Linked DNA regions of Homo sapiens: region 2 is linked to region 1. Evidence: chromatin loops called from intact Hi-C (ENCODE). Cell type or tissue: mammary epithelial cell. All regions are shown on one strand. Links, peaks and the distances in the headings refer to the core of each region. The heading gives the core; the rest is flanking DNA. Region 1 has its middle 7.0 kb from the start of AFAP1L1. Region 2 has its middle 16 kb from the start of ABLIM3.

Region 1 (2,919 bases), core at 109-2,608:
CACAGTGGTGAAGAGCATGACTTTAGGACAAGGTGGATCTGAGTGTTACCCAGCCCCGCCCCTGCACAGTCCAGGCACGATCTTCAACCGCTCTGAACCTCAGATTCCTCATCTAAAAATTGGGGCTACAAACATCTTCCCCACACAGCAGTTGTGATGCTTCAGTGTAACTGTGCATGTAGAGTGTGGAGTGGCTGATGCCATGCCAGCACATGGTACGTTTTCTTCAAATGCCAGCTGGCAGTATATTCAGGGAGGAGATTTTGTATGATATAGCCGAGTGCACGGGCTTTGGGTGAGGCATCTCTAAGATCAAGTGCAGGCTCTGCCACATACAGCTGTGAAACACTGGATGAGTTATTTATCAAGGGCCCAATTTCCTCATCTGTAAAATAAGGATGAAAGTAGTACCAGGGGGTTAAATGAGATCTGTAAGGTGCTTAGCACAGTGTCTGAGCCATGGTCAGAAGTGTTGGTTATTATGTAATCAGTGTGGGTTTCCTCTGAAGAATTCGTCAGATGTTTATGGAAAAATATTAAGGGATGCTGAAACCGTGGCCACATACCCAGGCTGCCCCCTGCAGGGAGTTTTATATAAATCCAACCCCTGGAAATGCAACTGATTCTGCCAGGTTCCTCCTTCCCTGAAGGAGCTCCCAGTGCTCCCGGATGGGAGGACTACCAGGCCTCCAAATGCTGCTACCCACGGAGTCTGCAAAGGAGTGGTGTTTTGTATGCACATTTAAAAACGTTACATAGTCCCATTATTTTGTTACAATGACAGATTGCTAGGGCCAGATGGACAATTTGTCCTGATCCAGGTGGGCAAGACCCTGTGCCTTAGGGAGGCAGTCACGCTTCTTTTGTATGACAAGGAATTCTGTATCCATAAGGAGGTTTTGGAAAACCAGAAGGCTCTAGGTCTGGGCCCTACAAACACTTTTCAGTGACAGACTGAGGCAAGCTTTTACCCTTCCTATGTGTTCCCTAGTGATTCATGTCACACTGCGCGCTTTGATCGGAGCACATGCCTGCACTGTTTAAATTGTGGTCATTCTCCCTCACACAGACAGCAAAGGAACACATTCGGGATTCCGCTGCCAATATTCATTCACTCTGGGAGCCAGGGTATCTGTCACAACTTCTTTGGTTGCAAGTGATAGAATCACAACTCCAACCAGCTTTAATGAAAAAGCTCAAAGGGTAGCTGAGTAGCTGAAGGGGCGAAGCTGGTTTGAAGCCAAGCTTGGATCCAGGAAGGCAAACTGAGCAGTCGCTCTTTTCTCTCCATCTCCCGGCTCTGCCCTCCTCTGTTTAGTCTTCATCTTCAGGCCGTCTGTTCCAATCTGTGGCAGAGAAGGCCACACAGCTGCAAAGCCTGAATTCCTTACACCTGGAGATTCCAGGTGAGAAAGGCAGCCTCTCTCCCTGCAGTTCCAGCAGTGGCCCAGAGAGGCCCCCATACTCTAGGTAAACCACAGGCTCTAAGCCCAAGGGAGGTGTTGAGCAGTGAAACGCACGCCTCCCCTGCAGCCAGGCGCGCACCTGCAGCACACCACTTTATCAACTAAATGCCGCGACCTCTATTTTGCATATGTCATTTCATTCGTTTGCTAGGGCTGCCACAACAGAATTTCTGCCAGCAGAGCTGGTTTCCTCTGAGGCCTGTCTCCATGGCTTGTGGATGGCTACCCCTTTGCTGTCTCTTCACGTGGCCGTCCCTCCCTGCATGGGCTCCCTGGCTGTCACCACGTGTCCAAATCTTCTTATGAAGACACCAGTCAGATTGGATCAGGCCCTACCCTAACAGCCTCATCTTAACTTAGTCACCTCTTTAAAAGCCCTATGTCTAAGTAGAGTCACATTCAGAGGTACTAGGGGGTTAGGGATTCCAAATATGAAATGGGAGGGTGAGGACACCGTTCAACTAGCAAATGGCAAGGCTGAGACTGCCCTGAGGGAGGATGCGTCTAACCATGTGCCCTTACCCATGACGCTGTACTGTCCCTGCTGGAGCTCATGGCAGCATACCTGGAGGCAAAGGATTTACAACCCTCAGCAGCGGGGAATATGAGAGGCTGTATCCACTGAAAACCTTAGTGAGGTCCAGGGACCCCCTGTCTATATGATGCCCCAGCAGGATACCACTGGTATATGAGAGTCTTGGCTGTCAGGCGAGCTGTGGTTCAGCAAGCCCTGTTTGTTGTCAAAGAATTTTGGGTTATCTTCTCTCTGCAGCGTTTTCAGATGGTTTCTCTTGGGCTCCCCGAAGACCAGCTATCATGAAGATGTACAGGGAATACAAATACCTTCTCTCCTCCCTTTTCCATCAGGTAGAACAGCATTTCCAAAAGTGTGGAATTCAGACAATTGGTGAAAATGTGATATATGTTTAGATATTACACAGACCAACATATTTGGAGAGTTATGAATTTATATGAATTTGTAATAAAAACATATAACCAGGATGGGTGTGGTGGCTTATGCCTGTAATCCCAGCACTTTGGGAGGATGAGGTGGGAGGATCATTTGAGGCCAGGAGTTCGAGACCAGTTTGGGCAACATAGTGAGACCCCCCCTCATCTCTACAAAAAATTAAAAATAAAAATTAGCTGAACATGGTGGCACATGCCTGTAGTCCCATCTATTCGGGAGGCTAAGGCAGGAAAATTGCTTGAATCTAGGAGTTTGAGGTTACAGTGAACTATGATCACACCACAGGACTCCAGTCTGGGCAACACAGCAAGACCCTGTCTCTTAAAAAACAAAACTAAACAAAACAAGCTAAACCAACCAAACAAGCAAAAAACCCCATATAAACAGTCCTACAAACCTGTGCTTTTCACTGGCATTAAAATAGAAACATCAGATACATGTCAATTGAAAGAAAAATATCAAGTAAATAGTATTAAGAAAATA
Region 2 (2,919 bases), core at 322-2,821, 140 kb after region 1:
GAGCAGAGTGATGAGGACAAAGGCCCTGGGGTCACACTGCCTGGGTTCCAATCCTGCCACTGACAGAGCCAGAGCAAACCACTCAGACTCTTAGTTTCCTTATCTTTAAACTGGGGATCATGTTAGTATAGCTCTTATGGGGCATTGTAAGGATTAAATAAGTTTTTACTCATGGAGTGCATAATTTGTGTCCAATAAATGCTTTTATTATTAATGTTCAGAAAGGGGCATAGCCCCTAGACCAAGTAAGTGGTCAGTAAATGCATGCGGAATAAATGACAAATGCTTGAATGAACTGGAAGACAGGCCCATGTTCTGGTTCTATTTCCATGTCTGACTTCTGACACCAAGCTTACAGCTCCTCCCAACTCTACTGACCTCCCTGAAACATTCCTCCAATTTCCTATTCTAGCACTTTTACTAGTGGTTTCTCTTCCATTTGGAATATTCTCCTCAGTTGTTTCTGCTGTCAAAAACTCCACCCTTTAAAATGCAAATTACATGTCACCTCCTCCATGAAGCTTTCTTTGTTTTTCCCATTTGGAAGTGACATATTCCTTCTCATATTTCCAATATATTTCTCTGTTAATGATACCCACATTTATATTTTAAATCCCTATCATTCTTATGAATTCCAAGTTAGTGCATCTAACTGTCTATTTGGTATCTTCAGTATCAAGTACTGAATAGACCCAAACTTAATATGTCCACACCCCACCAACCCACTGCACTAAGTCATCTCCATCTGCAGGCTTTCCCATCTCAGTTAAAGACAACTCCATCTTTCCAGGTATTCAGGCCAAAACATTTGGAATTTGCCTTGATGTTTCTGTATCTCTCACAACCTTCTATCTAATCCATCCAGAAATCCTGCTGATCTACCTGGATGTAGCCAGAATCAGAATACTTCTCATGACCACTGCTACCATTGTGGGCCAAGTCAGGGCCAATAGACTCCACTCCTGCTCTTCCCTCACCCACAGTCGCTTTCCCTGGAGTGGCCAGAGTGTTCTTTGTAAAATATAAGTCGAGTCCTATCAATCTCTGCTCAAGATCCTGCTGTGGAGCACATTTCACTTAGAGTAAAAGCTGGGCTCTGAACGCAGCCAAACAGGTTTTACAAACCACATACCTCTCTCTCTGACTCGTTTCCCACTACTCTTCCTGTCCCGGACGTTCTCCGTTTGTCCCTCCAGATCCATGTTCCAGCTTTCCTCACAGTGCTCACATTCCTAGGAGACTGGCCACAGAAATCTTCAAACATTCCCTGCTGCCTTTTGCTTGCAGTTAGATCACCCGACGGCAGGCACTGGTATGGGATGGGGAGATGGTTGCTGAGAAAGGTCGGGATATTTGCTTCTCTAGTCCCTTCCCTGGCAAGCCGTGGCTGTGTTCCTTTACCGGTAGAGATGCATCCCTGTCCGCAGCCCTCTCTGTCAGCCAGCTCTCTCCAGGTTCCAGTAATCTTGCTCTCTCCTGGCCCCTTCTGGCCTACTTGTGCTGAAGGCATTTAGCTATTGCCAACTCGCAGGTGCCTGACCTTGCTGATTTACCTTAACTTTGCCCAGAGCTTTGCAAATAGTCTCTCTCTCTCTTGCTCTTTGATTACTCCTTTTTTTTTTTTTTTTGAGATGGAGTCTCACTCTCTTGCCCAGGTTCGAGTGCAGTGGCACGATCTCCGGTCACTGCAACCTCTGCCCCCTAGGTTCAAGTGATTCTCCTGCCTCAGCCTCCCAAGTAGCTGGTATTACAGGTGTGCACCATCCTGCCCGGCTAATTTTTGTATTTGTAGTAGAGACGGGGTTTCACCATGTTGGCCAGGCTGGTCTTGAACTCCTGACCTTAAGTGATCCGCCCGCCTCGGCCTTCCAAAGTGCTGGGATTACAGGCATGATGATTACTCTTTTTTAAAAGGTACCCTCTGTTTCCTGTATAACTTGGATCAATCCACTCACCCCAGCTCACTCTGTTCAATCAGCACTCTCTACCCTGGCCTTCCTCCAACATGCTGGGCATACTCCCGCCTCTGTGTCTTTGCACTGCTCTCCTATTTCCCTAGCATGCTTTTCTCCTGAGGTCCGTGGTGGTCTTTTTCTCTCATGTTCTTAAGCCTTTGCCCAGTTGTCCCTTCTCAGTGATCACATATCTCTTTGAACTAATAAAAATGTAGCTCTTTAAGGAATCTCCAGTCTGTTATCCATAGTGGTTTTACTAGCTTACATTCCCACCAGCAGTGTAGAAGTGTTCCCTTTTCATCGCATCCATGCCAACATGTATTATTTTTTGATTTTTTGATTATGGTCATTCTTGCAGAGTAAGGTGGTATCACATTATGGTTTTGATTTGCATTTCCCTGATCATTTGTGATGTTGAGCATTTTTTCATATGTTTGTTGGCCATTTGTGTATCTTCTTTTGAGAATTGTCTATTCATATTCTTAACCCACTTTTTGTTGGGATTGTTTGTTTTTCTTGCTAATTTGTTTGAGTTCTTTATAGATCCTAGATATCAGTCTTTTGTCGGATATATAGACTGTAAGGACGTAGATTTGGTCTTTTAACATAGTCCCATATTTTTTGGAGGCTTTGTTTGTTTCTTTTTACTCTCTTTCCTGTAAACTTCTCTTCTCACTTTATTTCATTAATTTGATCTTCAATCACTGATACCTTTTCTTTCACTTGATCGAATCAGCTACTGAAGCTTGTGCATGCATCACGTAGTTCTCGTGCCATGGTTTTTGGCTCCATCAGGTCATTTAAGGTCTATTCTACACTGTTTATTCTAGTTAGCCATTCATCTAATCTTTTTTCAAGGTTTTTAGCTTCCTTGCGATGGGTTCAAACATCCTCCTTTAGATCAGAAAAGTTTGCTATTACCGGCCTTCTGAAGCCTACTTCTGTCAATTTGTCAAAGTCATTC

What was found. Peaks named below come from ENCODE experiments on the same cell type or tissue, not always from the same donor. Only the 100,000 strongest peaks of a DNase experiment are listed, where the experiment ranks them.
Region 2: a loop joins it to region 1, with 6 times the contacts of the local background. A loop is called at or near these places in 17 of 110 quality-filtered maps.

What each region holds. Positions count from the first base shown.
Region 1 is chr5:149,263,428-149,266,346 of GRCh38, reverse strand. No RefSeq gene overlaps it. Among named protein-coding and RNA genes, the nearest start is that of AFAP1L1, 7.0 kb to the left of the region's middle. In mammary epithelial cell, for the core only: CTCF peaks have their summits at 576 (motif pointing left) and 1,449; a DNase peak (open chromatin) is centred at 1,466.
Region 2 is chr5:149,124,035-149,126,953 of GRCh38, reverse strand. No RefSeq gene overlaps it. Among named protein-coding and RNA genes, the nearest start is that of ABLIM3, 16 kb to the left of the region's middle. In mammary epithelial cell, for the core only: a CTCF peak has its summit at 1,492 (motif pointing left); DNase peaks (open chromatin) are centred at 1,173 and 1,423; H3K4me3 peaks cover 501 bases; H3K27ac peaks cover 368 bases.